Regions from separate parts of the Homo sapiens genome. Here regions 1, 2, 3, 4, 5 and 7 are each linked to region 6. The links are chromatin loops, found by intact Hi-C in ENCODE. Cell type or tissue: CD4-positive, alpha-beta T cell. All regions are shown on one strand.

What was found. Peaks named below come from ENCODE experiments on the same cell type or tissue, not always from the same donor. Only the 100,000 strongest peaks of a DNase experiment are listed, where the experiment ranks them.
Region 1: it touches region 6 in a loop (7-fold over the local background); 19 of 110 quality-filtered maps call a loop at or near these places.
Region 2: a loop joins it to region 6, with 29 times the contacts of the local background. A loop is called at or near these places in 29 of 110 quality-filtered maps.
Region 3: it touches region 6 in a loop (3-fold over the local background); 35 of 110 quality-filtered maps call a loop at or near these places.
Region 4: a loop joins it to region 6, with 2.3 times the contacts of the local background. A loop is called at or near these places in 5 of 110 quality-filtered maps.
Region 5: it touches region 6 in a loop (2.0-fold over the local background); 5 of 110 quality-filtered maps call a loop at or near these places.
Region 7: it touches region 6 in a loop (1.8-fold over the local background); 35 of 110 quality-filtered maps call a loop at or near these places.

What each region holds. Positions count from the first base shown.
Region 1 is chr4:122,576,312-122,580,311 of GRCh38, reverse strand. No RefSeq gene overlaps it. Among named protein-coding and RNA genes, the nearest start is that of IL21-AS1, 41 kb to the left of the region's middle. In CD4-positive, alpha-beta T cell, CTCF peaks have their summits at 2,077, 2,283 and 3,300 (motif pointing right); DNase peaks (open chromatin) are centred at 1,701, 2,291 and 3,281; H3K4me3 peaks cover 1,091 bases; H3K27ac peaks cover 1,017 bases.
Region 2 is chr4:122,216,613-122,220,612 of GRCh38, reverse strand. It overlaps BLTP1 (bridge-like lipid transfer protein family member 1), which reads right to left. Exons shown (of 88, transcript NM_001384125.1): 21 at 1,046-1,273; 22 at 143-280. Among named protein-coding and RNA genes, the nearest start is that of BLTP1, 66 kb to the right of the region's middle. In CD4-positive, alpha-beta T cell, a CTCF peak has its summit at 1,703; no DNase peak of the experiment used is centred here.
Region 3 is chr4:122,150,188-122,154,187 of GRCh38, reverse strand. BLTP1 (bridge-like lipid transfer protein family member 1) reads right to left here and starts at 1,857. Exons shown (of 88, transcript NM_001384125.1): 1 at 1,604-1,857; 2 at 76-163. RefSeq lists silencers at 1,603-1,682, 1,753-1,942 and an enhancer at 1,765-2,566. In CD4-positive, alpha-beta T cell, no CTCF peak of the experiment used is centred here; DNase peaks (open chromatin) are centred at 1,267, 1,887 and 3,117; H3K4me3 peaks cover 3,081 bases; H3K27ac peaks cover 3,028 bases.
Region 4 is chr4:122,723,496-122,727,495 of GRCh38, reverse strand. It overlaps a transcript of BBS12 not described here. Among named protein-coding and RNA genes, the nearest start is that of BBS12, 7.2 kb to the left of the region's middle. In CD4-positive, alpha-beta T cell, no CTCF peak of the experiment used is centred here; no DNase peak of the experiment used is centred here.
Region 5 is chr4:122,448,878-122,452,877 of GRCh38, reverse strand. It overlaps IL2 (interleukin 2), which reads left to right. Exons shown (of 4, transcript NM_000586.4): 4 at 1,016-1,408. The coding sequence ends at 1,126. Among named protein-coding and RNA genes, the nearest start is that of IL2, 5.8 kb to the left of the region's middle. In CD4-positive, alpha-beta T cell, a CTCF peak has its summit at 1,897 (motif pointing right); a DNase peak (open chromatin) is centred at 1,907.
Region 6 is chr4:121,948,578-121,952,577 of GRCh38, reverse strand. It overlaps TRPC3 (transient receptor potential cation channel subfamily C member 3), which reads left to right and starts at 518. Exons shown (of 12, transcript NM_001130698.2): 1 at 518-1,112. The coding sequence starts at 898. LOC102724158 (a long non-coding RNA gene) reads right to left here and starts at 1,596. Exons shown (of 3, transcript XR_427598.4): 1 at 1,509-1,596. RefSeq lists silencers at 658-927, 2,198-2,307. In CD4-positive, alpha-beta T cell, CTCF peaks have their summits at 2,012 and 2,213 (motif pointing left); DNase peaks (open chromatin) are centred at 727, 1,597 and 2,197; H3K4me3 peaks cover 2,336 bases; H3K27me3 peaks cover 1,015 bases.
Region 7 is chr4:122,143,224-122,147,223 of GRCh38, reverse strand. No RefSeq gene overlaps it. Among named protein-coding and RNA genes, the nearest start is that of BLTP1, 7.1 kb to the left of the region's middle. In CD4-positive, alpha-beta T cell, no CTCF peak of the experiment used is centred here; no DNase peak of the experiment used is centred here; H3K27me3 peaks cover 213 bases.

The DNA of each region.
Region 1 (4,000 bases), 630 kb before region 6:
CTATACTATAAAAATTGCTGAAGAATAGCCCAGGAATAAGAGTGAGGATTATCCACCTGGTATACTGAGAAGCACCACATGGCTGGCCTGTCCTCAAACCTTCCTCTTTCTTCATCTGCCAGAAGACCAACATTCATCTTCCAGCAGCCTTTATACTTTATAAGTCCTCATGTGCATGCTGTGTAGGAACCTGTGAGATGTCACTGGCAATCATTTGGACCATCATTCCATAGACAGCAGATGCTGTAGGGAATGATCTCAGGGCATTTTATTTGTCTACGGTTATACATTGGCAACACTTTAGAAAAAGTTTTGCACATTCAGCCCTCACAGTAACCTGTGAGAAAGTGCAAAAAAAAAGGTACTCATTTAAAAATGTTTCCAGACTTCAGTAATGTTAAGATGCAAGAAAAAATATATTTTTATATATAAATATATAATATATATTTAGCATATATATACACTATATAAATATATAATATATATTTAGCATATATATATATACTATATAAATATATAGTAATAACCATATTTTACAAGAAAGATGGAAAGAGATGGAATGTCTTAGCCAAAGAATCAAGATGTGAATGTGTGTTTCCTTGGTTCAGTGCGCTTTATATGATAGGTTTGCTAAAGCAAAGAGGGTAAAAAAGAGCTTAAAGCTTGAGATCAAGTCTGCCAAAGGGGAGGAGGGCCTGGCAGGGAAGAGGAGGGGAGCTGAGAGGTTGGGCCACAAGCCGGCAGAACCTTGCCCAGTTTGTGATTTTTGCCTTTGGCCACCTTGTTTCTGACCATAGATTCCAAACATTCCAAGCTGTGAGAACTATCTGTCTTACCTTTTATTTTCCTTTATCATTCTATTTTCCTTACTGGCACCTTGTCCCATCTTCAGATGTGTGTCATTTTCCCCATTTCTACCAGACACATCCACCAGAATGTTCACATTCTGAGATAGAAAAGACTCTTGGCTCAAATCAATGAATTTCCAATGGTATAACTTAGGAGCCATGATAGACTGTGGGAGAGGCATTTTTGTCTAGACATTCAAATTTATATGTGTCTATATATAAATTTAAAGTTATAACTAAAAACTATTTGTGACCTTGGTACTATATTTAACAAATATGCCAGTCTGTTTTTGCGATGCTGATTTGGTAGCTTGTTTAATGGCACCACTGCATCAGGTGAGGCTGAAATACTTTGTTTCTTACAAGGCTTTGCACATGCCCATTTTACTTTTGAAATCTTGTTGCCATCAGCTTCTGTCCCCAGACAGCCAAGTTAAGCTGGTTGAGTTAGACCACAGTAGGTTAAGATTTTAGGCTTGCTTGAGGGAGCTCTGCCTCCCCCTCTCTAGGGGCTTTATGGCAGTTATCAGCCAGCAGTTGACAGTAACACAAATATCTACGAAGCATCTATAGCAGCATGGAGTCACCCATATGTTAAGGGAGAACTCAACAAAAACGTGATTTTCAGTGTTGTAAAATCTGCCCCGATTGACTGCCTAACTTCCTCCCCTTCATCCCGTTTTAAGAGAAATGAGGCTTTTTGTCTGATAAAGTTCTTTCTTTGCCCACATGAAAGAAGTGCGTATGTCTCTGTGGAGCAATTAATTGCAAGCTTGTTGAAGAACAGTTGTCTGTGGAGACAACCACAGCTTCGGTTTTCAGGCCACCAGCCCCTATGGCTGTCTTTCTTCCTACCATCTGTTTAAGCAGGAGCAGTAGTTTGTGCGAACTCCAACTTCAAGCATGTCATTTCCGAAACCACAACAAGTCTCTTAAGCTTCCTGAACAAAGTGCTCAGAGTGGAAAGCCCTGAAGTTCTCTTGGGCCTCCTAAAACCACAAAGCTAACTACTGAGCAAAGCCCCAGAGCATCCGAGCACAAAGTGCCTTCCTTGGAGCTCATCATAGAACATGAAAAAGTTATTGAGAGTATGATTAAGGAGGGGTGGGCAGTGTCTGCCCTCTCCGCTTAGATTAATAACACCATCTAGATAGTCTGCACCAGTGATGGTTTACAACCTTTACAAGCACAAGGACCTACTTGTAATATACAATTTTAAAATAATGGCATTATTAGTAGACTCTAATTAAGAAAGTCTGTAATAACTAGAAGCTAATGTGAATTCAGTAGTTCTTTTAAATAAATTTATATTTTACTAGTTATAATAATCTTCATATTAAATATTTTTGAAAAATATTGGTACATTTATTTGCACAAAACATTTTTTCACTACTGAAACGATCCCTCTAGAATCGAGATTCACGGACACTTTGCAGTAACTCCATGGCCCACTAGAGGTCTCACCAGAGGTTAGGGGAACTAACTAGGTGTAGTAACAGGTCTGCAAGCTCTCATGGAAGAGAATCAACTATACATTTGGATAGTTTCAATGCAATTGAATGCAATATTTCAATTTTCAATAGCAATATTTATTTATGGATCTAGGATTTCTGGAATTCCTCTTGTCATATAATGCCAAGAACTGTGTATCTCTGAAGATCAGTTAAGTTTTCTTGCTCCAGGCAATGGAAACTATATAATTCCCTGCATTTCCAGTTTGCATTAGCCATAATTTAGAACTAAATGCAATGCTTAGTTGTGGTAATCACCTTGTGCCAAAGTCCCTGTACTGTTTCTGCTCCTTCCTCAAGATTGTTTCTAGTTTGCCATCTTTATTTTTCTAATGTCCATTTGACTGTGATATTCATTGTAGCTCTCCTTGTCTCATTGAAAATAGATGGACATAAATTATAAACAAACACCCTCTTTAAAAGGCCCTCGTCTGTCTGTGAGTCCCCAGGGTAGCTAAAAAGGGTAGAATGCCCTGCATTTCTGGGCCACTAAGCTATTCTGCCAACATCTCCTCTGCTAAATGCATACTATGGACCATGTCATCCAATTTCCTAGGCCACATTTCTCTGAGATGATGGGGAGTACAGGGTAGGTACAGTGGTGGCTGAGCAATGTGACTCAGTATCACAACACCCACCCTACACAGGCCTGCAAAACAAAGCAAAGCAAAACCTCGTCAATTCTAAGAAATGTAAGAGACCTAACCAATGTCCATGGGCAGCAAAAGCTGCTCCTGCAGGTGCCAGGGGCTCTCCCCAACATTCTCATGCCAAACTCTCCTGATTACTGCTCCAGGAAACAAAAACTTTCCTTCTTTTCTATTTTATTTTTTAATCTGAACTGTTGCCTCTTTCTTGTTCCAGCCTGTCTCCTTTACTCTCAATCTACCTAATTTCTCCAAAGGACTAATGCCATTTTACCACTGGGGGGCAATGCAGATAAAGAAATGACGAATTAACAGGCTTGATGCTCTAGGCCACAAAGTTTTAGTTGTAAAATTATTCTGTATATTGTGCTTTAAAAACTTGTTTTTCTCCATGATGTTTTTTCTCTCTACTTTTAAACTCACATTATGGTGATGTGCACATTTATACATCTATATTCATATCAATGTTTTTATGAATAGGTTGTCTTCGATTCTCTCAGGCCTCTTTAAAACATGTCTCTTAGGACATAGTGCTGTGACATGTACATCAAAATAGAAGCCCAGACGTCATTGCATTCAACCAGGGCCTCTTTAGGGTACCAGCCACAAAGTTTGGATGATGAGATATTTTTTAGAATTAGCCCTTTCAGACAGTGTTGTGAGAGGACTACAGAATAAGGGGTTCTCTGAACTTTAAAGGAAGCCACTCTCCTGTTGGTAAAAATTACATACTTACAAATATCCAGTCTGTTGAGTAATTTCCCGCTTTATTATAAAGACCCTGGGAACTGATCAGCATATTGTGAATTGGTTAATGTGAGTCAGACCCTCTAAACTGGCACATCTGAGCTTGCTATGCGAGACTCCAGGTGCTGAGTGAAGCATGGTGACCTTACCAGGCCCTGCCTGAGGGCTAGTTGCTTTGCTCCATTATCACTAGGAGCCTACTCATAAATGTGGACATAGTATTTGCTTCACTTTCATTTTAAGAAAG
Region 2 (4,000 bases), 270 kb before region 6:
AAAACTTCTTAATACAGTTAACTTAAAAGTCTCCAACTTAAAGAGCTACAAAGTCCATGCACAGAAGCTAATACATTGTTTTAACCCAATAAATATTAATAATAAATCTCTATGTCTCCACCATATTTCATTTTCACCTTACCTGATAGTTATCACTGACAAACACATTCAGGGGTGACAGGATAAGTTGCAGCATGGTCTCCCTAAATCCTTTTTTCATTTCAAAACATAGTCTTTCCAAGAAAGCTGTAGGGCATTCAGGACCATCAGTAGTTCCATGCTACAGTCAAATGAAATAGCACAGTTGAAATGCAGAAAAGGCAAAAAGTAAGGAAGTATAGGAAAATAAAAATTACATCTGTCATGATTAAGAGAATTTGTTTTTCAAAAACAGAGAAACTATGATTACTGAGAAAAATAACTATTCTGTACCTCAGTAGGATCGTTAGCTGCACTAAGCAACAGAGGGCCACCGGCCCCACCACCCCACTGCAACCCGGACACACACCTCATCTGGCCCTGCACCAAAGTCCCTGGGTTCTTGGGGCAATTTAATATCATTCCATGTCAGCCAGAACAGGTCCACAGGTTGTCCTTAGAGCGACCCAGGATACCGTGCTAGATCCAAACTACATAATTCAACCCCCAGGGTCAAGCCAGAAACTCCATTTTATAACAGGTCCACCATAAGGCCCCAAACTGGTCTGGGGTCTAGAGATAAAAGCTAAGAAAATGTAAAGTCCTTGAACACCCATCAGGTTAATTATAAACCCAACAACTCAATGTATGACACGATGTCCTGACATTACACATATAGCAAAGAAGGAGCTAAAGTTAAATTAGAAGAAAAATAGAAAATAAAAATTACCAATGATCAAGTAATCATATTATGAAGAAAATACATGAGTTTTATAACAGTAAAAGAATAAATTTAGAAGTTTCTAAATCTGATTTTCTTTTTCTAAGTGTGTGCTGAATGCTTCACATCTATACACAGGTGGATGTTATAATATATTCCAGACTACTTTCATGTGTAAACACTTACAACAGGAAGACGCCCATGAACTTTGTACAAATTAACAAGTACAGTAATATCCCAAGGACGCAAGGCAAGTGGATGAATTGACTTGGCTGAACCTTCATTTTCCTTTTTGTCATTTTCCATTCCAACAGCAGTCCACCCAGAGCTGGATGATGTTGACAGTGACAAAACAGGACTTGAGATAACCTCTTCAAAATCCATATACATGTCATCTTCCCCAAAGTAGTTTTCCTATAAATATTAAGAAAACACAAATTGCTGTCAAAAGAGGTATGTAAATATATTTTCACCTATGAGCCTAAATTTGTAAATTATGCATTTCCTTAACCTATTATATTTAATAAAAAGGCATCAGGCCTATTGTCTTAAAATACAAAAGAAAACATATGTTAAGACTTACACATAGCTGCTTGGCAAATATTCAGTAGCAAAAAATGCAAAAAGTTACAGAGCCTATTTTATAGAAAAACTTCATGGCATTGCCCCAATTACAGCAAAACCTTGTAATTTAGGTCCTCAGAGACCTCTGAAGGTTTGCATGGTTAAACAGTTTTCAATCACTGCTCCTCAGAGTTCTCAGGCAATACCGAGGACATCCTTTGGGGGAAGCAATTCACTGAAAATCAGTCTGGCTAAATTCAATTAGGTAACTAGTACAATTCACATATTCCTGTTGGAATATTTATTGGGCATGTTTTAACAGCTTTAATAAAAATATCCAATCTTGGTTATTGATGAGATAAAGGCATGTGTTACCAACAATTAACAAAAATTCCTTTCACATAGTTCATCCTGGTTTTTTATGCAGAAGTGTTTCAACTACTGTTTTCTTTTGCATGAAAATATAAATTTAGCTTCAATTTAATTTATTTTTTCCCATTGATTCTATATTTAAATTTTGGCCATTTGATCTCTCAGTAGTAAATAAAAGTTGTTAAATATTCCTGTTAACATTGTCAGCATATCTGTTAAATATTAGAACCAAGACAGTATTTTGGTAAATTCTGCACTTTGGTTATTGACAAAATTATCTTCTGACTAGAGTTATGGACATCAGTACATAATATCTTTTCATAGGAAATAATGTTGAAGGGCTTAAAGTCATACAGTTAATTGGTAGGGGGATTAATATTTAAATCCCAAACCTACCGGCTCACAAAACCAGTGCTTTTTCCTCTATTCCCTATTGCTGTCCACCTCCTAATTACAGATGCCACTTGAAACCTGCTTGAAATCTTAATAACTGTCTTTATAATACAATTCTGAAGCATGGACAAATTTATGCACAAATATAACAGAAAACACTGGGTTATATTTTAAATTCCAACATTGAATTTTTAAAAAATAACATAAATGTCTAAGTGAGTTCGATCAACATTAAAAACTTGAAGAGATAAAACAAAAGGCTGGTTCTTTGACAAGACAAAAAAAAATGATGGACCATCCATGAGATTAACCAAGAAGAGAAGAGAGAAGATCCAAATAAGATCAATTAGAAACAAAACTGGAGATATTATAACCGATACCACAGAAATACAAAAGATCATTCAAGGCTACTATGAACACCTTTAGGTGAACAAACTGGAAAATCCAGAGGAGATGGATAAATTCCTGGAAATATGCAACCCTCCTAGATTAAACCAGGAAGAAACAGAAACTCTGAACAGATGAATAACAAACAGTGAGAGAGAAAAAGTAATTTTTAAAAATTGCCAACAAAAAAAAGCCCAGGACCAGATGGATTCACAGCTGAATTCTATCAGACATTTAAAAAAGAAATGGTACCAATCCTACTGAAACTATTCCAAAAGATAAAGAGGGAGTCCTCCCTAAATCATTCTTTGAAGACAGTAATCACCCGAATACCAAAACCAGAAAAAGACATTTAAAAAAGGAAACTAAAGATCAATATCCCTGATGAACAAAGATGCAAAAATCCTCAACAAAATACTAGCTAACTGAATCTAAGAGCATATCAAAAAGATAATTCACCATGATCAAGTGGGTTTCACACCAGGGATGAAGGGATGAGTCAATAAATGTGATATATCACATAAACAAAATTAGAAACAAAAACCTATTCAACAATTGGGTAGAATCAATATTGTGAAAATGACCATAATGCCAAAAGCAATCTATGAATTAATTGCAATTCCCATTAAAATACTACCGTAATTCTTCACTCAACTAGAAAAAAAAAAAATCCTAAAATTCATATGGAACCAAAAAAGAACCTGCATAGCAAAAGTAAGACTAAGCAAAAAGAACAAATCTGGAGGCATCACATTACCCGACTTCAAACTATATACTACAAGGCTATCATTACCAAAACAGCAAGGTACTGTTATAAAAACAGGCACGCAGACCAATGGAACAGAATAGAGAACCCAAAATAAAGCCAGAGTGGAGCCAAATACTTGCAGCCAACTGATCATCGACAAAGCATACAAAAACATAAAGTGCGAAAAGTGGGTTTCATACCAGGGATGCAGGGATGGTTTATACACAAATCAATAAATGTGACACATCACATAAACAAAATAAGAAACAAAAACCTATTCAGCAAATTGTGCTGGGATAACTGGCAAGCCACAAGTAGAAGAATGAAACTGTATCCTCTTCTGTCACCTTATAGAAAAATCAACTCAAGATAGATCAAAGACTTAAATCTAAGACACGAAACCATAAAAATTCTAAGATAACATCAGAAAGACTCTTCTAGACATTGGCTTAGGCAAAGAATTCTTCACCAAGAGCCCAAAAGCAAATGCAACGAAAACAAAAACAAATAAACGGGACCTAATTAAACTAAAAAACTTCTGCACAGCAAAAGAAATAATCAGCAGAATAAACAGACAACCCACAGAGTGGAAGAAAATCTTCACAAACTATGCATCTGACAAAGGACTAATATACAGAATTTACAGGGAACTCAAACAAATCAGCAAGGAAAAAACA
Region 3 (4,000 bases), 200 kb before region 6:
AAAAAAAAAAAAAAAAAAAAAAAAAGTCTTTAACCGAAAATTTGACCTTTTTAAAACTTAGCCAAAAATACTTACCCAAGTTTTTTTCCAGAGTTTGCAACGTTCTGTTTTTCCTTCTACTTTTCTTCAGATAGCCTTTCTGCAGTGTTTCATCTTAACAAACCTGAAAAGTATGGCATTTTAACTAATTATACAAGGTATTCTGGCTTTACGAGCAGCATAACCATTTCTGATTATATGATTTCGTTACTTAATCATGCACAAACAGGACGAAACTCTTTTAGTCCAATATTACGTTTCCTTGTTTAAAGTTTCCAAACAACAAATACTCCTAAGTATAAAATAAAACTACAACTTCCAAACTGAAGCCTTCCAAAGACTCCAAAACCACTGTACTTAAGAGCATGAGTTTGGTAATCAAAGGTCCTAGAGATCAAATCCTATGTTTAAAACATAACTCAAAATGCACATTGAGAAAGTTTCTCTCAAACTGTTGGGTCCTTGCCGGCAAGAACAGTGCCATAATGTCCTTCCTGGCATACTTTTTATCAAATGAAAATCTTGCAAAATCACAGGGTGCTTGGGAGTTGGTATGGCATACTGACTAAGGGACTGCAAACGAGTCAGATTACCTGGTTTCAGTCACAGCTCTGACTTTGAACATGTTACTTTGTAGGTCTATTCTGTTCTTTCATCTAGAAAATGGGAATAGTAGACTTTACATTATAGGATTGTTTTGATGATTAAATGTGATAATATATGCACATAATTATATGTACCACTCAATAGTTACAAAGTATTCTGGTTATTCATCTATTTTTATACTTTGTATATTTAACTTGGAATAAAACAACTTCATTGCTATGCACAGGGTGAAAGCAGAAACCACTAAACCGGTTGAAACTTACAGGCGCTTAGACAGTTATAAAGCCCATGATTTCCTTAAAAAGGAAATTCACATGAACTTTTACCTTTAACAAACGTCAACACTAAGGCCAACAGGAAGGTAAAAAAAAAAAAAAAAAAAACGACAACAACTAATACTCTCCGGAAGAAAAATCAACTTCTCTTCACCTTCCTTTGACCAATAGGAAATTCTGCTGAAACGTAGTCTTCTAGAGTGCAGTGCAGCAAGCACCAATTCAGAATACAAAACACATCAATCCCAGAGAAGAAAGCGGGGGTTGTTCCAAGGCTTCCCCGCCCTCGGTCAACCGACCCTATATTAAGCAGCATGGGGTCTACTACAACCCAGTGCAGCTGGCAAGGCTGCAGTCCGAGCCTGCGGGTGCACGGTCCTTCCTGCCGAGTCCACACACCAGCAAGTGGAGCGCCTTACCATCACCCGCAGGAACTGCTCCTGTATCAAAGTCCCCAGCCATCCGACTGCCATGGCCCTTCCAGACTTTGCCACTGACCTCCAACCCTCGGTTTATAGGTGCCAGGGCTGTAGGTAAGGATGGCAAAGGAATATGAAGGAGTCGCCGCCGCAGGCAGCCACTACTAAGCCAAAGCTCTCAGACTCCGACCAGGTTGAGTTCCAGAGACACTGGAAAAAGGGGCTGACGACCTCAACCCCGTCTGGCCCGGCCCATCCCCTCACCTGGGCGAGTGCCGAGGCAGCCCGAAATCCCTCTGGCCTCTCTCCGGGGAACGCCGAGGGCCTTGGGCGGCGGCAGGGGCGGCGACGGCAGCAGCACCGAGCCGGATGCAGCCTGCGAAGCTCTGCCGGTGCCCACACCCTTTAGCCCCGCCGCCCGGGGCCGCCGCCCAGGTCCAGACCCTGGCCGCAGCCACCGACACCCAAGGGGGCGGAGGAGGAGGGGAGGGGTCCCAACCGAGGCCGGGCGGCACTGCGCCTGCGTCAGGCAGCAACGTCACACGCCAGCGTCGCCGGCGCCTCGAGGTGCGCCACTCAAGCCCTGCCCAGGAATCCGGCGGCGTCCCGCCCTGTTTCCTCCTCTCTGGGCTGCAGAAGGAGCCAGAACCCTGAATTTGAAAATCACTTTGCTACCCTAACAACCCAAAGGAAAAGTTAGTGCCTTCCTGATAGCAGGAGACAGATAAGCCCACTTAGGAGACGGAGGCTAACGAAAAAGGAGCATCGGATGGGTGTATGACGTGAAATGAGTCCTTAAGAAATAGAGATGCTGTTATGACATGATCAATAAGAGAGCTCGATTGTGTGAAGTGCTGCCACGCTGAATCTCTCAACTAAGTCTATTATTATGCTGATGATATTAATGAAAAGTAATTTGCTGCTCCTCTTTTTAAAGAGAAAGGCTCTTAATATTATTTAGCGGGTGAACCAAGGCAAACGACTTCTTGGAATTAGAGGAATGTCGCAGATATTTATTTGTCTGCGCTATATACTAGCAATAGTAAACAGTGTTTAGCAGGGCTTATTGACTAATCCTTCCAAAATCCTGTGAGGCTATTCTCATCCCCGTTTATCTCCATTTCACAAATTGAAAAACTAAGACACTGAGAGGTTAAATAACTTGCTAGAGAACCAGGGTTTGGACCCAAGAAATGTGGCTCCAAAGTATTACTGTATACTGCCTCTGAAGTTCCAAATGTCTAAATCTCTAGTTCTGACTTCTTTCCGGAGCTGAGGTACTTACTACAACCTTAATATTTCCACATGGCTGTTCCACTCTCACCTCAAAAGGAACAGATATGAAACCAAATTTAAGATAATGCCAGAAAACACACGAGGTACAACAATTAACTGTTATTGCATATAAGGAAATAGAGGCCCAGACAGAAGTGGTTTATGGAAGGACTGGATGAAAACCAAAAGGAGAAAAGCATGCACTGTCTTAGTTACTTCCTTCTGCTACCTGGACACTGGTACTGGCCTTATGTCAATTAACTCTTTAGAGTTTATTTCTGCCCCTCTACAAAGAAATTAATTTCAGTTGTCTTTTTCAACATCTGGAAGATTTCTAGTCAATCTTTGTTTTGTAATAAGGGAACCACCACAAGGATTCAAATTTGCTACAGCCAAACTTCGGATTTTGCCCAAGAAGGACATTGTGCAAGTACAAGTTCTCTGGACTAGAAATTACCTAGAGATGGTTCAAGTTCCCCAAATCAAAAACTAAACTGAAACTAAGTTGCACTGTAGCAGAGGGGAGAGGAGAGAAGGAAGTTCACTATGGCCTTTCTGTAACCGTGTGAGGGGACTGTGGGAATCTGGAAGTTTCTGCCTCTACTTCCTTTCCATCCCTGTGATCAAGAGTCACCCTGTAACTACAGCTATGCATTAGGCGACATTGTATAAATGAATTATTTATTTTAGAAGCCTCTATTCTAAAGGCCTTTAGTCTTGTGAAAATAATTATGCTCTTTGACATTTCATATGGCTCACTAAATTTGCATGGCAAGGCTTACTGCCTTCTCCAGTCTCCCACCTATTTTTCATTTTTCTCTAGCATGCCGTTAAAGTAAGGATGCCAAAGAAACTGTCTCCATTGAATCCAAGAAGAATTTCTCTAATGATGAAAGCCTTCAAGTGATTTTTTATATCTTACTTTTTATTTGAAATAATTATAAATTCACAGGAAGTTGCAAAGATAGTTCAGAGTGGTCTCATGTACTCTTCACCCAGTTTCCCCCATAGTTACATCTTGTATAATTATAGTACAGTAAGAAAACCAGGAATCTGACATTAGTACAATGTCTGTATGTAGCTCTATGTCATTTTATCGTGTGTAATTCCATGTGACTATCACTACAAACAATACAGACCTCTTTTATCACCACAAAGATCTCCCTTTTACTACCCCTTTATAGATGCACCCACCCCTCCTCCCCATATAACAACCCTAACTCTTGGCAACCAGTAATCTGTCTTCCATCTTTGTAATTTTATCATTTTGAGGATGTTATATAAATGAAAGTGTACAGTGTGTAACCTTTAGGAACAGGCTTTTTTCACTCTACATAATTCACTTGAACTGTATCCAAATTGTCATCTATATCAATAGTGTGATCT
Region 4 (4,000 bases), 770 kb before region 6:
GAGGCAGGCGCATTACGAGGTCAGGAGATCAAGACCATCCTGGCTAACATGGTGAAACCCTGTCTCTACTAAAAATAAAAAATATTTGCTGGACATGGTGGCAGGCACCTGTAGTCCCAGCTACTCAGGAGGCTGAGGCAGGAGAATGGTGTGAACCTGGGAGGCGGAGCTTGCAGGGAGCAGAGATCGCACCACTGCACTCCAGCCTGGGTGACAGAGCGAGACTCCGTCTCCAAAAAATAATAAATAAAAAAAATCACTGGTTTGTAAGAGCATTTTATATACAAAAGAGATTAATCTTTGTCTGTCATATATGTTGCATGCATTGTACCATTTGTTATTTGCCTTTTGATTTGCATTGTGTTTCAGCCTTTATATTTTTTTCTTTAAAAAAATGTTTTTATTTCCATAGGTTTTGGGGGAACAGGTGGTATTTGGTTATATGAGTAAGTTCTTTAGTGAGATTTTGGTGCACCCATCACCTGAGCAGTATCACTGAACCCAATTTGTAGTTTTTTGTTTCTCACCCCCTCCCACACTTTTCCCTGAGTCCCCAAAGTCCATTGTATCATTCTTATTCCTTTGCATCCTCATAGCTTAGCTCCCACTTATGAGTGAGAACATATGATGTTTGGTTTTCTATTCCTGAGTTACTTCACTTAGAATAATAGTCTCCAGTTCCATCCAGGTTGCTGCAAATGCCATAAACTCATTTCTTTTTATGGCTAAGTAGTATTCCATATTATATATATATGACAATTTCCTTATCTACTTGTTGATTGATGGGCATTTGGGCTGGTTCCATGTTTTTGCAATGGCGAATTGGAATTGTGCTGCTATAAACATGGATGTGCAAGTATCTGTTGCTATAAACATGGATATGCAAGTATCTTTTTTGTATGATGACTTCTTTTCCTCTGGGAAAAGTAGTGGGATTGCTGGATCAAATGGTATTTCTACTTTTAGTTCTTTGAGGAATCTCCACAGTTTTTTCCATAGTGGCTGTATTAGTTTACCTTCCCACCAGCAGTGTAGAAGTGGTCCCTCTTCACCGCATCCACACCAACATCTATTATTTTTTGATTTTTTGATTATGGTCATTGTTGCAGGAGTAAAGTGGTATCGCATTGTGGTTTTTTATTTGCATTTCCCTGATCATTAGCGATGTTGAGCATTTTTTCATATGTTTATTGGCCATTTGTATATCTTCTTTTGAGAATTGTCTATTCATGTCCTTAGCCCACTTTTTGATGGCATCGTTTTTTTTCTTGCTAATTTGTTTGAATTCCTTGTAGGTTCTGGATATTGGTCCTTTGTTGGATGCGTAGATTGTGAAGATTTTCTCCCACTCTGTCGGTTGTCTGTGTACTCTGCTGACTGTTCCTTTTGCTGTGCAGAAGCTCTTTAGTTTAATTAAGTCCCACCTATTTACCTTTTGTTTTTGTTGCATTTGCTTTTGGGTTCTTGGTCATGAAGTCTTTGCCTAAGCCATTGTCTAGAAGGGTATTTCCGATGTCGTCTTTTAGAATTTTTATAGTCGCAGGTTTTAGATTTGTGTCCTTGATCCATCTTGATTTTTTTTTTTTTTTTTTTTTTTTGAGACAGAGTCTTGCTCTGTCACCCAGGCTGGAGTGCAGTGACATGATCCCAGCTCACTGCAACCTCTGCCTCCTGGGTTTAAGCGATTCTCCTGCCTCAGCCTCCTGAGGAGCTGGGACTACAGGCTCGTGCCACCACACCCAGCTAATTTTTTGTATTTTTAGTAGAGACGGGGTTTCACCATGTTGGCCAGGATTGTCTCAATCTCTTGACCTCATGATCCTCCCACCTCAGCCTCCCAAAGTGCTAGGATTACAGGCAAGAGCCACTGCACATGGCCTTGAGTTGATTTTTATATAAGGTGAGAGATGAGGATCTAGTTTCATTCTCTTACATGTGGCTTGCCAATTATCCCAGCACCATTTGTTGATTAGGGTGTCCTTTCCCCACTTTATGTTTTTGTTTGCTTTGTCGAAGATCAGTTGGCTGTAAGTATTTGGGTTTATTTCTGCGTTCTCTATTATGTTCCATTGGTCTATGTGCCTATTTTTATACCAGTACCATGCTGTTGTGGTGACTATGGGCTTATAGTATAGTTTGAAATCCAGTAATGTGATGCCTCCAGATTTGTTCTTTTTGCTTAGTCTTGCTTTGGCTATGCGGGCTCTTTTGTGGTTCCATATGAATCTTAGGATTGTTTTTTCTAGTTGTGTGAAGAATTATGGTGGTATTTTGATGGCAATTACATTGAATATGTAGATTGCTTTTGGCAGTATGATCATTTTCACAATATTGATTCTACCCAAGCCTCTACATTTTAAGTTTACTTCATGAGATGATTTCTACAGATATTTGTGCTATGTAACAGTAAAATGGCAATGCTTTGTCTTTTAACAGTATTTAGTCTCATAATGGCCATATGACTCTTACCAGACTGTAGCCTAATTCTAAGAGTAAAAAAAGAAAGGATATTTAAAAAAAAATCATGGCATTGAATTTTCCTTTTGAAACATAATCATCTTTACCTTTTAGTTGAGATGATCTGGATTTAAGCCCATACTGGAGTAAGGGAAAGTTTTGTAAGTTTTGGATCTATTTATTTAAATCTATCCCTCTGTGTTTTAGGGATAACTTCTTGTATACCCAATTAAAATGCCTCAAATCCTAAGAATGGCCCTGGGAATATTACTAGAACACAAAAATCAAAGACCAGGACAGAACTCTTGAGCTATTCTGGAACATATTCAGGACTTTGTGATTGCCTTGTAGAAACTGACCCTTTTATGGTAGATAAGTTGGAATTTGATAGAGTGCTTACATCTCAAAATGCTTCCCTACTCAAAATACTGTTGAAATTTATAAATTTTATTATTTAAAAAAGGGAAAATTATAACTATTTTATGGTTTCACAGTCAGGTAAAGGCAGATAAGGTAAGAGTCTGAGACTGTATCTTATATGTCAGATAAGAAGGGTTGGAGAATTTTAGTCAAAGATCACAGAATTTACTTGCTTTAATTCCAAAACAAATTCAAGCATATCTAGTTCTCTATGTTTCTCCTCCTCTTTTCAGAGCAAGATCAAATTCATCAATATATGGACAATTTAAGAGGCTTTTATTCCAACCATTCCTGAGGAACCAAATTCTGCCAACAACCATGTGAACGAGCTTTGAAAGTGATCTTTTTCCAGTTGACCTTTGAGATAGTACAACTCTAGTTGACACTTTGATTACAACAAGTGAGAGACCCTGAAGCAGAGGAACAAGTGAAGCCACCCCTGGATTTCTGATTTATAGAAACTGTGCAATAACAATTATTTTAAGCTACTGAGTTATGGGACAGTTATGCAGCAATAGATTACTGCTATAGTCCTCCATCTTGAGACTTGTGTTAACTTCTCCCCTATTGAATGGCTAGATATACAAGGAACCAACTAAGAGTTCTATCAAATATTAAATAAAGATGAGATTAAATAGACTTATTACATGATGGCATATTTAAAATAGCAATATCATCTATTAGGGTGATGCTCTTTTATAACTATTTGCTTGTCACACACGCATCTGAAACTCAGTGAGTTTGCTGCCTCTTTCTGTAGCTTAGATATCATGGGGACTTTAGTTCACCAATGAGAGGGCTATTAAGAACTTTTTTAAACATCCCATTTTGCAGTTCCTGCCACCCTGAACCTGCCACTCAAATACTTTCTTCCTCTAAGCTGTTGTTTAGTATAGATGTCCTGGAGTTCTGATTTATATTTTAGTTGCAATAAGCAGATTGTTGGCAATGAAATTAACCACCTGCCAGGTTTCAGGTAGTATCAGAAGTGGGGAAAATTTATGGTTTGTGCTGACAGAACTTTTGCAACTCCAAAGACAGACTGATAACAAACACATCAAAGAGGCCACAACACCCAATTTCAGTTCTTGCTTTCATTCCAGAATGGATAAAAATTCATATT
Region 5 (4,000 bases), 500 kb before region 6:
TAATTAACATCAGAAAACTCATTCTTAACTCTTGATACAAATTTAAGACAAAACCATGCAAAAATCTGAAAACTGTGTTTCAAAAGCCAAACACTTTTTAAAATAAAAAAATCCCAAGATATGACAATATTTAAACAATTATGCTTAAGAGGATACAGAACACTGCAACAGTTTTTTAAAAGAGAATACTTATTTAAAGGGAACACTCTATCTCACCTGCTTTTGTTCCCAGGGTAGGAATCACTTCAAATTTGAAAAGCTCTCTTTTAAATCTCACTATATATCAAAATATTTCCTCCTTAGCTTATCAACTAGAGGAAGCGTTTAAATAGCTCCTTTCAGCAGAGAAGCCTAATTTCTAAAAAGCCAGTCCACAGAACAAAATTTCTAATGTTTAAACTTTTAAAAGTTGGCAAATTCACCTGCATTGATACTATGATGGGGTAGGGATAGGTGTAAGTATTTATGAAGATGTTCTTCACACAAATTTATCCCAAACAGAAGCATGTCCTAGCTTACTCTAGTGTAGTTCTGTTCTGCTTTGGGGAAAATATAAGGAGATTCACTTAAGTAGAAAAATAGGAGACTCTAATCAAGATTTAGAAAAGAAGAAAGTATAATGTGCATATCAATTCATACATTTAACTTACACAAATATAGGTGTACATTCAGAGGAAAAGCGATCAAGTTTATTTCACATCCAGCATTTAATATTTGTCTAGATCTATTTTTATTTAAATCTTTATTTGCACCCAATTTAGGGAAAAAATTTTTGTGTTCATTGACTGAATTAACAAATGAGGAAAATCTCAGCTTCTGTGTTACTATCATTTGGTATCATAACAAAATATGTAATTTTGGCATTCATTTTGATCATTTCAAGAAAATGTGAATAATTAATATGTTTGGTAAGCTTGAAAATAAAGGCAACAGGCCTATAAGACTTCAATTGGGAATAACTGTATATAAGGTAAACTACTCTGTACTTTAAAAAATTAACATTTTTCTTTTATAGGGATCTGAAACAACATTCATGTGTGAATATGCTGATGAGACAGCAACCATTGTAGAATTTCTGAACAGATGGATTACCTTTTGTCAAAGCATCATCTCAACACTGACTTGATAATTAAGTGCTTCCCACTTAAAACATATCAGGCCTTCTATTTATTTAAATATTTAAATTTTATATTTATTGTTGAATGTATGGTTTGCTACCTATTGTAACTATTATTCTTAATCTTAAAACTATAAATATGGATCTTTTATGATTCTTTTTGTAAGCCCTAGGGGCTCTAAAATGGTTTCACTTATTTATCCCAAAATATTTATTATTATGTTGAATGTTAAATATAGTATCTATGTAGATTGGTTAGTAAAACTATTTAATAAATTTGATAAATATAAACAAGCCTGGATATTTGTTATTTTGGAAACAGCACAGAGTAAGCATTTAAATATTTCTTAGTTACTTGTGTGAACTGTAGGATGGTTAAAATGCTTACAAAAGTCACTCTTTCTCTGAAGAAATATGTAGAACAGAGATGTAGACTTCTCAAAAGCCCTTGCTTTGTCCTTTCAAGGGCTGATCAGACCCTTAGTTCTGGCATCTCTTAGCAGATTATATTTTCCTTCTTCTTAAAATGCCAAACACAAACACTCTTGAAACTCTTCATAGATTTGGTGTGGCTATGAATTCTCCAATATCTTACACCCTGCCCAGTGCTGTGAGGAGGCTCACCTGTATGGCCTATATCAAAGGTCTTCCCTGCCCTTTGGCTTTCCATTGGGTCCTGCCACTGGGGAGTGCTGGTAGGAACTATGAGGAACATAAGAGATTCCCTTGACTCCCTCCTTGTGGAGTAGACCCAGGATGGCTGTGTCTCTCAAGCAAGGAACCCAGATTACCTCAAGGTGGCACTCTGGGTACTTTTTCCTTCTGAGTGATTCTGGTAATCTTCCCTTGTCCCTTTAAGCCTAGGGAGGGTGGTACTTTTGCTGTTAGCAACTCCAGGGTACTTGTACCATCCCTTGCAGTTTCCCTGAACTCTGACCATAGCTTTTTAAATAGTCCTTTTATTAAATCCTCCTTTTGATTGAGTATGCCATCTATTTCCTGCTGGGACTCAGATACAGTAATTGTATCAGAAATAGCCCCAGAAAATAGACCCTCAAAATAGGATTCTGGGACTGGGTTGTTCATATATTCAAGGAATGCAAGGATAATAGGACATGGGAAATCTACGGAATGTAGTAGCATCGCAATTACTGAACTTATCATCAATGGTAGAATGGGATGAAATGCAGACAGATGGCAAGATGTTGTGAGGTCAAATGGCTGTGGCACTTAGTTGCTACAGAAACAACAGTTATAAAAATTATGATTATTACCTAGATTCTTTTGATGATGATGACCCCAGACAGAGAACAAAGGAAAAAAAAAGTTATCAACATACAATTAAAAACATACATGGGCAACCAGAATGCCTCTTCAGCAGCTTTGAAGAAGTCGTTCCTCTCTTCAAAATTGCCAAGGAGTAGAAGTAAAAGGGACCCTTCTCATTAAATACCTCACTTGGAAGATTTTTTTTTCACATCTCATCCACTAAATCTTATCTTGGTCAGTTTTAAGGTCTTAGTGCTCAATGAGGCATTCTTCTACCAGGTGCCTTGACTTCTACCAGAGAACTGATGAAATGGCTGAGACTACCTTTTGGCCATTTAGGGGTTCTTCATATAGCTGAACCAACAAGCACGTAAAGGACCACCGTACTGAGCAGGGTGACTGATTTTGATGAAAAGGGGGAAACTCAGTGCCTTCTATAGAACCGGGCAACGACTACACAATAGGTAATACTATATTTGGAACTCAGGAAATTCAGTGGGGAATCTCTTAGCTTTCTATCCTTAGTAGTATTGGTCAATGGAAAACTGTAACAATCCTTAAAATTCAAGAACATCAAAGACTCAGATTTCACAGAAGTGAGATATAGAGTATACCACCAGGTAAATAATGCCACCCAACCAAAGTAATGGCAGAGGGTAAAGGGGAACACGCAAAGGGTAGTGGAAGAATGCAGCTGTACTAACCAATTTTCATGACTAGCTATTGAGGCAGAGAACAGACTTGAGCAGTTTTGTTTTTCTCCATTTTTTATACTTTACTATGTCAAGTTGGACTTGACATCGTCTCTTATTCTTTATGTGAAGAACACTGGTGATACCTAACATTTTAGATTTCAGGAAAAGTATTGCTGAATTGACATTACCCTATAATGATACAATAACTGATGGGATTTCATGTGTCTCCTTTGCTAGGAACACAAACCTTCTTCCCAAAGGAAGGAAGAGAGCACATGCTGAGGAATGAAGGTGTGAACCGTGTATCTTCTACTTTTCCCTCAAAAACAACACTATATCCTTTTCCATCCTGATCTTCAGCCTGCTAAGTCAAATTGTGTGGAATACATTAATGTATTTTCTTGCCTTCTGGTTTCTAGCTGAGTTTGACCACATGGGATTCCTGGTAAGAGGTGAATGTGAGATCACCATGGGATAGCTGTATCACTTGACCAAAGATGAAATTCCCCTCAAAGTTGCCTTTTATTACCTATCTTTCAAGGTTCTAGTACCTACTCCTCTATACTTCTCTTCAGGCCTAGGTGCAGTAGCTGTTTCCCTGTGTGATGAAAGCAACCAATACAGGCAGGTCTTGCAGGTTTCAGTCCTCAAAAGAAGGAATGCACACAACAGACATTATTGCTTTTTCCTGAGGGCATTTTCCAAATTGTGACATAAGAAAATGGAACCCAAGAATGAAGGAATGAAGTGGCAGTCCTATGAGGAGTTAAGAGGCAGGAGTAGTTGAGGGTTGTCAAAGTAGATGGAATTTAAGTGACAAAACCCCATAAAGGAATGACCTGCAGGGAAGGAACCCATGTATCTACATATAAATTCCCCTCAGTTCACTGGCTGATCCATCAGCTGCTTATGGAATATA
Region 6 (4,000 bases):
ATGACTGGTCTTGAATTCTAAAATGCAATTTTTGTGAGTGTGTTTTAAAAAGAAGACTGCATTTCGCTGAAAAATCTTCCTTGGAAAGTATATAAATCTTATTAGACGCCTTTGAGAGTCATTAAAAGAACTGAAGCATCATGCACGTTTAAAACATTACCAGGCTGGATGGAGTACGAAGGCACTCAGGGGAAGGTACTTAAACCTCCGTAGGTTCAACCAAGTCTTACCGGGAGTAACCCAACGAACAAGTGATGCTTTTTGAGACAAATTTGGAGAGTTGGCTGCAGGAAAATTAACAAGCCAGTGGATTTCCTTTTCCCTTCCTTAGGAAACTTGTTTCTGTAGATGCAAAAAGGGCCCTAGATCCTCTGGAAGAGAAAGAGAGTGGGGAGGGGAAGTTTCTCTTTCTTTACTCCCCACCTGCGGTCTGTCTGATTTCCTCTCCAGCTCTGTCTGATAAGGAATTGATTCTCCCCCTCCTCTTCCCCCTCCCGCCCTCCCTCTCCTTCTCCCTGAGTAACGATGCTGTCCTAGCAAGTGATGCTGTCGGAGACAGGAGACGGGCGCCGAGGAGGCATCGCCGCCGCCGCGGGGCTGGAGAGCCTCTCCCAGCACCAGAGCCCCGCTCGGCCCCGGGCTTCCTCGTCGCAGCCACGGCCGCGGCAGCTGCTCCCACGGTTTGATGGTGGGCGGCGGCAGCTCGGCTTCGGCGCTAGCCTCTAACTGCTGGATCGCGGGCCGCGACGCTCTCCGCTCCTGCCTTCCCGCCCTGGGCCGCCCGGGGCCCCGGAAGCCGCGGGAGGTGGTGAAGGGGCGCCGCGGGAAGACTGCACTGCCGCGAAGGCGGAGGAGGCCGGCAGCCGGCACCCCCACACTCGGACCGCAGCCGGCGCGATGTCCACCAAGGTCAGGAAGTGCAAAGAACAAGCAAGGGTGACCTTCCCGGCGCCGGAGGAGGAGGAAGACGAGGGCGAGGACGAGGGCGCGGAGCCGCAGCGCCGCCGCCGGGGCTGGAGGGGCGTCAACGGGGGGCTGGAGCCGCGCTCGGCGCCCTCGCAGCGGGAGCCGCACGGCTACTGCCCGCCGCCCTTCTCCCACGGGCCGGACCTGTGAGTACCGGGCCCGGCCGCGGCCCGCGCCTCGGAGGGCGGTGCCGGGCGGGGGGCGGGAAGGCGCGCGCCGGGCGGCTCCACGTCGAGCCCGGGACCTCCGAGACCCACATGGTACGGCCAGGCAGTTCGATTTGGAGTGATTTGGAGGGGACAGACCTCGGCCGGAGGCTCGCCCCCTCGGTCCCGCGCGGTGGAGGGACACAGGGGCTGCCGAGTGCGTGGCAGGGGCTCTGTCCAGGCTCAAGCACACGGAACAGCCCGCAGGCGGGCACACTGACTTCAGACAAGCATCCTGGCGAGCAGCCACTCCCTGTATTAGAGCCGAGGAGCTCGCACGACTGCTGCCAGGGCTGGGCACCCCTTGGAAGACGGACCCCGGGGTCCCGAGCTTACCCAGGGAGGCCGAGGAAGGGGAAGATGTGCACAGACCCAGGCGCGCACTTGAACCCTGAACTCCTCCCGGGCGTCCCAGCGTGGACTTGGGTCCCCTCCGACGCTCTGGGACGTCGGGGGCGGGGGCAGAGAAGTGGGGAGTAGGGAGGGGACAGTGCGATACAGGGTGTGGGTTGAAGGTTTGCCCAGGCGCCTCGTCTCTCTGTGGTTCAGTCACATTTGGGGTAAAACTGGAACCGAAGCCCTATAGGGTCCCCTGAGGGAGAGAGTGGGCATCGGGCAGCCGGGGAACCGCTTTAGTGATAACTTTGACTGCGGTTCCCAGGCGGTGCAGGGTCAGCGGCTCGCGCCCCGGCGCGCGGGCTCTCTTTTTCTCTTTCTTTCTTTCCCTCTCTCTCTTTCTAAACGAAGGAGCGGTCGGCGCGCTAATGCATGAGAAAGAGCAACTTTTCTTAATTTCCAATCTTGGAGACAGCTTTTAATCAGTGCGAGACGCAGAGAAGATAAAAAGAGGGTGATCGGTTTCACAGGGTGAGATGCTCTGTATTTTTTCTGTCACGTAACACTGGGAGTGCCGCAGGGTTTACTGTCTTTTTTAGGAAGAACGCTCAGAACTAGGTAGAGAACTTGGGGTCGGATGGTGGCGGGCGGCGCAGACCGGCTGAGCCGGGGAGGTGGTTCTCCAGGATGGGGACCGAGGTTCTGCAGCGCCCCCTGCTGCCGGCGAGAGGCCCACCGCCCGAGGCCGAGACCTCCGGGATGACCCCTGCATCCCCAGGATCGCGCGCTGCTCCGCGCGCGCAGAGTCTGCGCCTGGTCAGGCTGGACCTGCCGGTAGAACACAGGAACACAATCAGTGGCTGGGAGTAGATCCCATAGGGAAGAGTTCTGATTTTAAATGAGCGACGCATCCCGATGTGGTTCAGTTATTGCTGAAGATAAGCGTGGAATGGAAACGGCCCAGGAAATGGAGGGAAGGTATATCCTTTGGGATGAAAGCGCCACCAGCTCACTTCCCCGTCTCCCTAAGGTTTTAAAACATTGTCCATTTTTCCTTTTGCCAAATTGGTTTTTATAACGTAGCTGTTTTTTTATTCCTTTTAAAATTCTTCTTTTTTAAAAACCTTAAATCCTGACTACATGAAACACCGGAACTCTTATCTGAGAAAGTAGGGCGGAGCAGAGATTATTCACTTTGCCTTCCGAAATTTGAGGTCAATTACACAAAACCCTAGGGCAAATTCTATTGTAGGCTTGCTGTCTCACTGCTAATAGAACATCTTTTGTATATGTTTGCTAACTTTACGTAATTCAGCAAGTAAATGTTGTGGTATACTTATTTTGTAGAGGTCGAGAAGAAGACCCAGTCATTTTTAAGGAGATATACATTAAAAACGTTTCTTCTAGAGGCAGGGCAGCAAGCTCTTCATGTTTATTTCAGGCCTGTCACTTGGTAACATCGGAGACTAGCTTGATCTCTGTAACAGAGATTAGCTGTTTATTCCACCTTTGAGGAGAATCCGGCCACTGTTTCATAAACAGTGTTTATTTATTGTTGTTTAAAAGTGAACACGACAGCCCTAGGATGGACTCCGAGAAGGATACCCAGGGTCATTTCAGGAGACGGAACAGCATAGCTGAATTTAAAATTGAGCAGGATGCTGAGGGTACAATCCCACCTTTACCAGGATAATTCCTCGGGGTACTTCTGTTGCTGGTTTCACTGCTCCATGCTGCCCTATTCCATGTGGAAATTTTAAATAGACTGACTTGGGAGGAAAAGTGTCACCTGCTGTATCACTAACAAGATTATTTTTACCTGTTGATAGAACTCTTGATTGAACCACTGATTCAAACCAAGACTTCCTTCATCCCAATTGGTTGCAAACCTAGGACCAAGTAATATGTCATTGTAGTGACGGCCTCATTTTTTAAAAATGTTTCAGTTATTCAGTATATGTGATGAATTCCAAAAAAGATATTGGAAGGCAGTTTTCATGAGTCTCAATTCAAGCGTTTCTCAAGCGTGCATATTTGCAAAGTGTAGGCTAGGTACTGCAAGCCACAAAGATAAGCATGACAACTTTCCTGTACTCAAGAAGTTTACAATCTCATGAGGGAGAGGTGGGAATGAGACTGGGCATGAGCAGTTATGCTGTAAATTAGAGTAAAATCAGTTCCGTTTTAAAAAAAAACAACAACAACAAAAACAAAAAAACAAAAAAAAAACCGCAAAGAGTTATAAAGGGTCAAGTGCGAAGAAGAGAAGGACAACATTAAGTTGTGGGGAAATCAAGGAAACCTTTATGGGCCTTGAAGGATAGATAGGACAAGAAGCAGAGACAAGGTAAATACTTAATTCAAGCCCTCTCTTTCCCCAAAATGCCAGGCATGTTTAAGGAATATTAGTTGAGTTTGGTTGGAACATAGATATGTATAGGGGAGCAGTGAGATTTAGCTGGACATGTTGGTTTGAGGCATTAGTGCGGAGG
Region 7 (4,000 bases), 190 kb before region 6:
TCATGATGGTTTCCAATTTTTCTGTTTTGAAATACCTATTGTTTCCATACTAGACTGTAAATTCTCTGAGGAAGGAATTATGTCTTACAGATCTTTGTATTTAGGCCTAGCAGTGAGTCCTGTATAAGGTAAACATTCAATAAATGGTTATTAAATAAAGGAAGGAAGAAACAATTAGCTTCAGATAATACAACATTATATTAAAATAAACATGTTAAAGAATGTTTAAAAACCAATAAATGTCACACCTTGCATTTGAATGTGAACTACCACATACTTTATTTGAATTTCCATTAAATGAACCATACTTTAAAAGTAACGTTACCATCATCTAGTGCTCGCAGTTACTGCCTATACTTCTCAACTTAAAGTATGATGCAATAATTAAACATCTGTTATATTTAAAGGACATTACATTTTTGACTAACACTGCATATTCATATTTGCTGATTGAAATAATCATTATAACAACTGCTATTGTTAGTATACGTTGACTGGAAGAGGAGTGCAGTAAGAAGGCCGAATAAAATCCTCCAGTGATCATTCCCCACTCAGGAACACCAGAACTGTCCACACAAGAAAGCACCTTCATAAAAACCAAAAATCAGGTGAGTGATCACAGTATTTGATTTTAACATCATATCAAGGAAAGAGCACTGAAGTCGGTAGAAAAGACAGTCTTGAATCGATGAAACCACCCCTCCCACATCTTCTGCAAAAAGAATCTGTATACTTGGGGAAGGAGAGTGCAGTGATTGTGGGACTTCACTTTGGAATTCAGTGATGCCCTGTCACAGTGGAAAGCAACACAGGGCAGAAATCAGCTGATGTCCACCTGAGCATTTAGACCAGCCCTAGCAAGAGTTGAATTGTCCATCCCAGCGGCCAGAACCTGAGTTCCAGCAAGCCTCTCCACCATGGGCTAAAGCGCTCTGGAGTCCTAAATAAACTTAATAGGCAGTCTAGGCCACAGGGACTACAATTCCTGGGCAAGTCCTGGTTCTGTGCTACACTCAGAGCCAGTGGACTTGGGGTGCATGCATCCTACTGAGACAACAGCTGGGGAGGCCAAGGGGGTGTTTGTGTCAACCTTCCCCAGTCCCAGGCAGTGCAGCTTGCAGCTTCGGGAGAGATTCTTCCCTTCCACTTGAGGAGAGGACAGGAGAAAGTAAAGAGGACTTTGTCTTGCAACTTGGATACCAGTTCAGCCACAGTAGAATATGGCACAGGCTGTCTTGAAGTCCCCATTTTAGGCCCTAGCTCCCAGGGGGGCATAATAAATACACCCTGAGCCAGAAGGAAACCTGCTGTCTTGAAGGAAGGACCCAGTCCTGGCAGGATTCATCACCTGCTAACCAAAGAGTTCTTGGGTCTTGAATAAACATCAATAATAATAAGGTAGTACTCACTGAGTGAGACTCAGAGACATGCTGGCTTTAGTGTGAACCAGTACATTCCCAGCTGTGGTGGACATAGGGAGAGACACCTCCTTGAGAAAAGAAGGGGGAAGAATAAGGGAGACTTCGTTCTGTAGTTCAGGTACCAGGTTGGCCACAGTGGGGTAGAGCACCAAGCAGGCTCCTGTGGTCCCCAATTCCAGGCTTTGGCTCCTGAACAGCATTTCTGGACCTGCCCTGGGCCGGAGGGGAGCCTGCTGCCCTGAAGGGAGAGACCCATGGCAGCATTCACCATAAGCTGACTGAAGAGCTCTTGGGTCTTAAGTCAATATCGAAGGTAGCCAGGTAGTACTCGTCGTGGGCCTGGGATGGTGGTAGCCATGAGAAGAGTCTTCTTCCGGATGAGGAAAGGGAGAAAAAAGTGGGAAGGGCTTTGTCTTGTGTCTTGGGTGCCAGCTCAACTGCAGTAGAATAGAGCACCAAGTAGCTTCCTAAGGTTCCTGACTCTAGAGCCTGGCTCAAGATGACATTTCTGAACTTTCCCTGAGCCAGAGGGGAGCTTGCTGCCCTGAAGGGAAGAACACAAGCATGGCTACATTGGCTAACTGCTGACTGAAGAGCTTTTGAACCTTGAGTGAACATTGGCAGTAGCCAGGCAGTGGTTGCCGTTGGCCTTGGTAACACCCAGTGCTATGCTGGCTTCAGGTCTGACCCTGCACTGTTCCAGTATGGTGGTCACAGGAGTACCTGTATCACCTCTCTCCTAATCCCAAGTATCTCAACACACACACAGAGACTCCATTTTGGGGAGTTAGTAGGGGAAGTGACAGAGGAGAACAAGAGTCTCTGTCTAGTAATCCAGAGAATTTTCCCAGATCTTATCTAAGGTGGTACCTCTGTGAGTCTGCAAGAGTCATAGCATTAATGGGCTTGGTGTGGCCCCTAATACAGATATAGCTGTAGTGACCAAAAACTTAGATCACAACACCCAAGTCCTTTCAAATACCTGGAATGCTTTCTCAAGAAGGATGTGAACAAACAAGCCCAGACTGCAAAAACTACAATAAATGCCTAAGTCTTCAATGCCCAGACACCAACTAACATCCACAAGCGTCAAGACCATCCAGGAAAACATGACTTCACCAAGCAAACTAAGGCACCAATCCAGGAGAAAAAGAGATATGTGACCTTTCAGACAGAGAATTCAAAATAGCTATTTTGAGGAAACTCAAAGAAATTCAAGATAACACAGAGAAGGAATTCAGACTCCTATCAGATAAATTTAGCAAAAACACTGAAATAATTAAAAAGAATCAAGCAGAAATTCTGGAGCTGAAAAATTCAACTGACATAGTGAAGAATGCATCAGCATCTCTTAATAGCAAAATTAAGCAGAAGAAAGAATTAGTGGGCATGAAACAGGCTATTTGAAAATACAAAGTCAGAGAAGACAAAAAAAGAATAAAAAAAGAATAAAGCATGAATTTAAGATATTAGAAAATTGCCTCAAAAGGGCAAATCCAAGAGTTATTGGCCTCAAGGAGGAGGTAGAAAGTTTATTCAAAGGCATAATAACAGAAAACTTTACAAACCTAGAGAGAGATATCAATATTCAAATTAAAGAAGGTTATAAAACACTAAGCAGACTTAAACCAAATAAGACTATTTCAAGGCATTTAATAATCAAATTTCTAAAGGTCAAGGATAACGAAAGAACCCTAAAAACAGCAGGAGAAAAGGAAACAATTACATAGAAGAAGCTCCAATACGTCTAGCAGCAGACATCTCAGTGGAAACCATACAGCCCAGGAGAGAGTGGCATGATGTATTTAAAGTAATAAAGGAAAAAAAAAACTTTTATCCTGGAATAGTGTGTCCAGCAAAATATCTTTCAAACATGAAGGAGAAATAAAGACTTTCGCAGATAAGTGAAAGCTGAGGGAATTAATGAACACCAGACCTGTCCTACAAGAAATGCTAAACAGAGTTCTTCAGTCTGAAAGAAAAGGACATTAACAAGCAATAAGAAATCATCTTAAGGTACAAAACTCACTGGTGATAGTAAGTACACAGATAAACATATTATTACACTGTAATAGTGGTGTGTAAACTACTTGTATACTAAAAGAAAGACTAAAAGAACTTAGTAAAAATAGTAACAGCAAACACTTTTCGAGACATAGATAGTATAAAGAGATATAAATAGTAACAATAAAAAGTTAAAAAGCAGGAGGGATGAACTAAAGTTGTAGAATTAGTATTCGTTTTTTCTTTGCTTCGTTAGTTTGTTTTTGCAATCTGGGCTAAGTTGCCATCAATTTCAAATAATGGGTTATAAGATGTAATTTTCAAGCCTCATGGTAACCTCAAATCAAAAAACCTACAACAGATATGTAAAAAATAAAAAGGAAGAAATTAAAACATACAGCAAGAAAAAATCACCTTCACAAAAAATAAGACAGTAAGGAACAGAAGACCACAAAACAACCAGGAAACCAATTGTTTAAAATGGCAGGAGTGAGTCCTGACTTATCAATAATAATACTGAATGTAAATGAACTAAACTCTCAAACCAAAATACATAGGGTGGCTGGATGGATTTT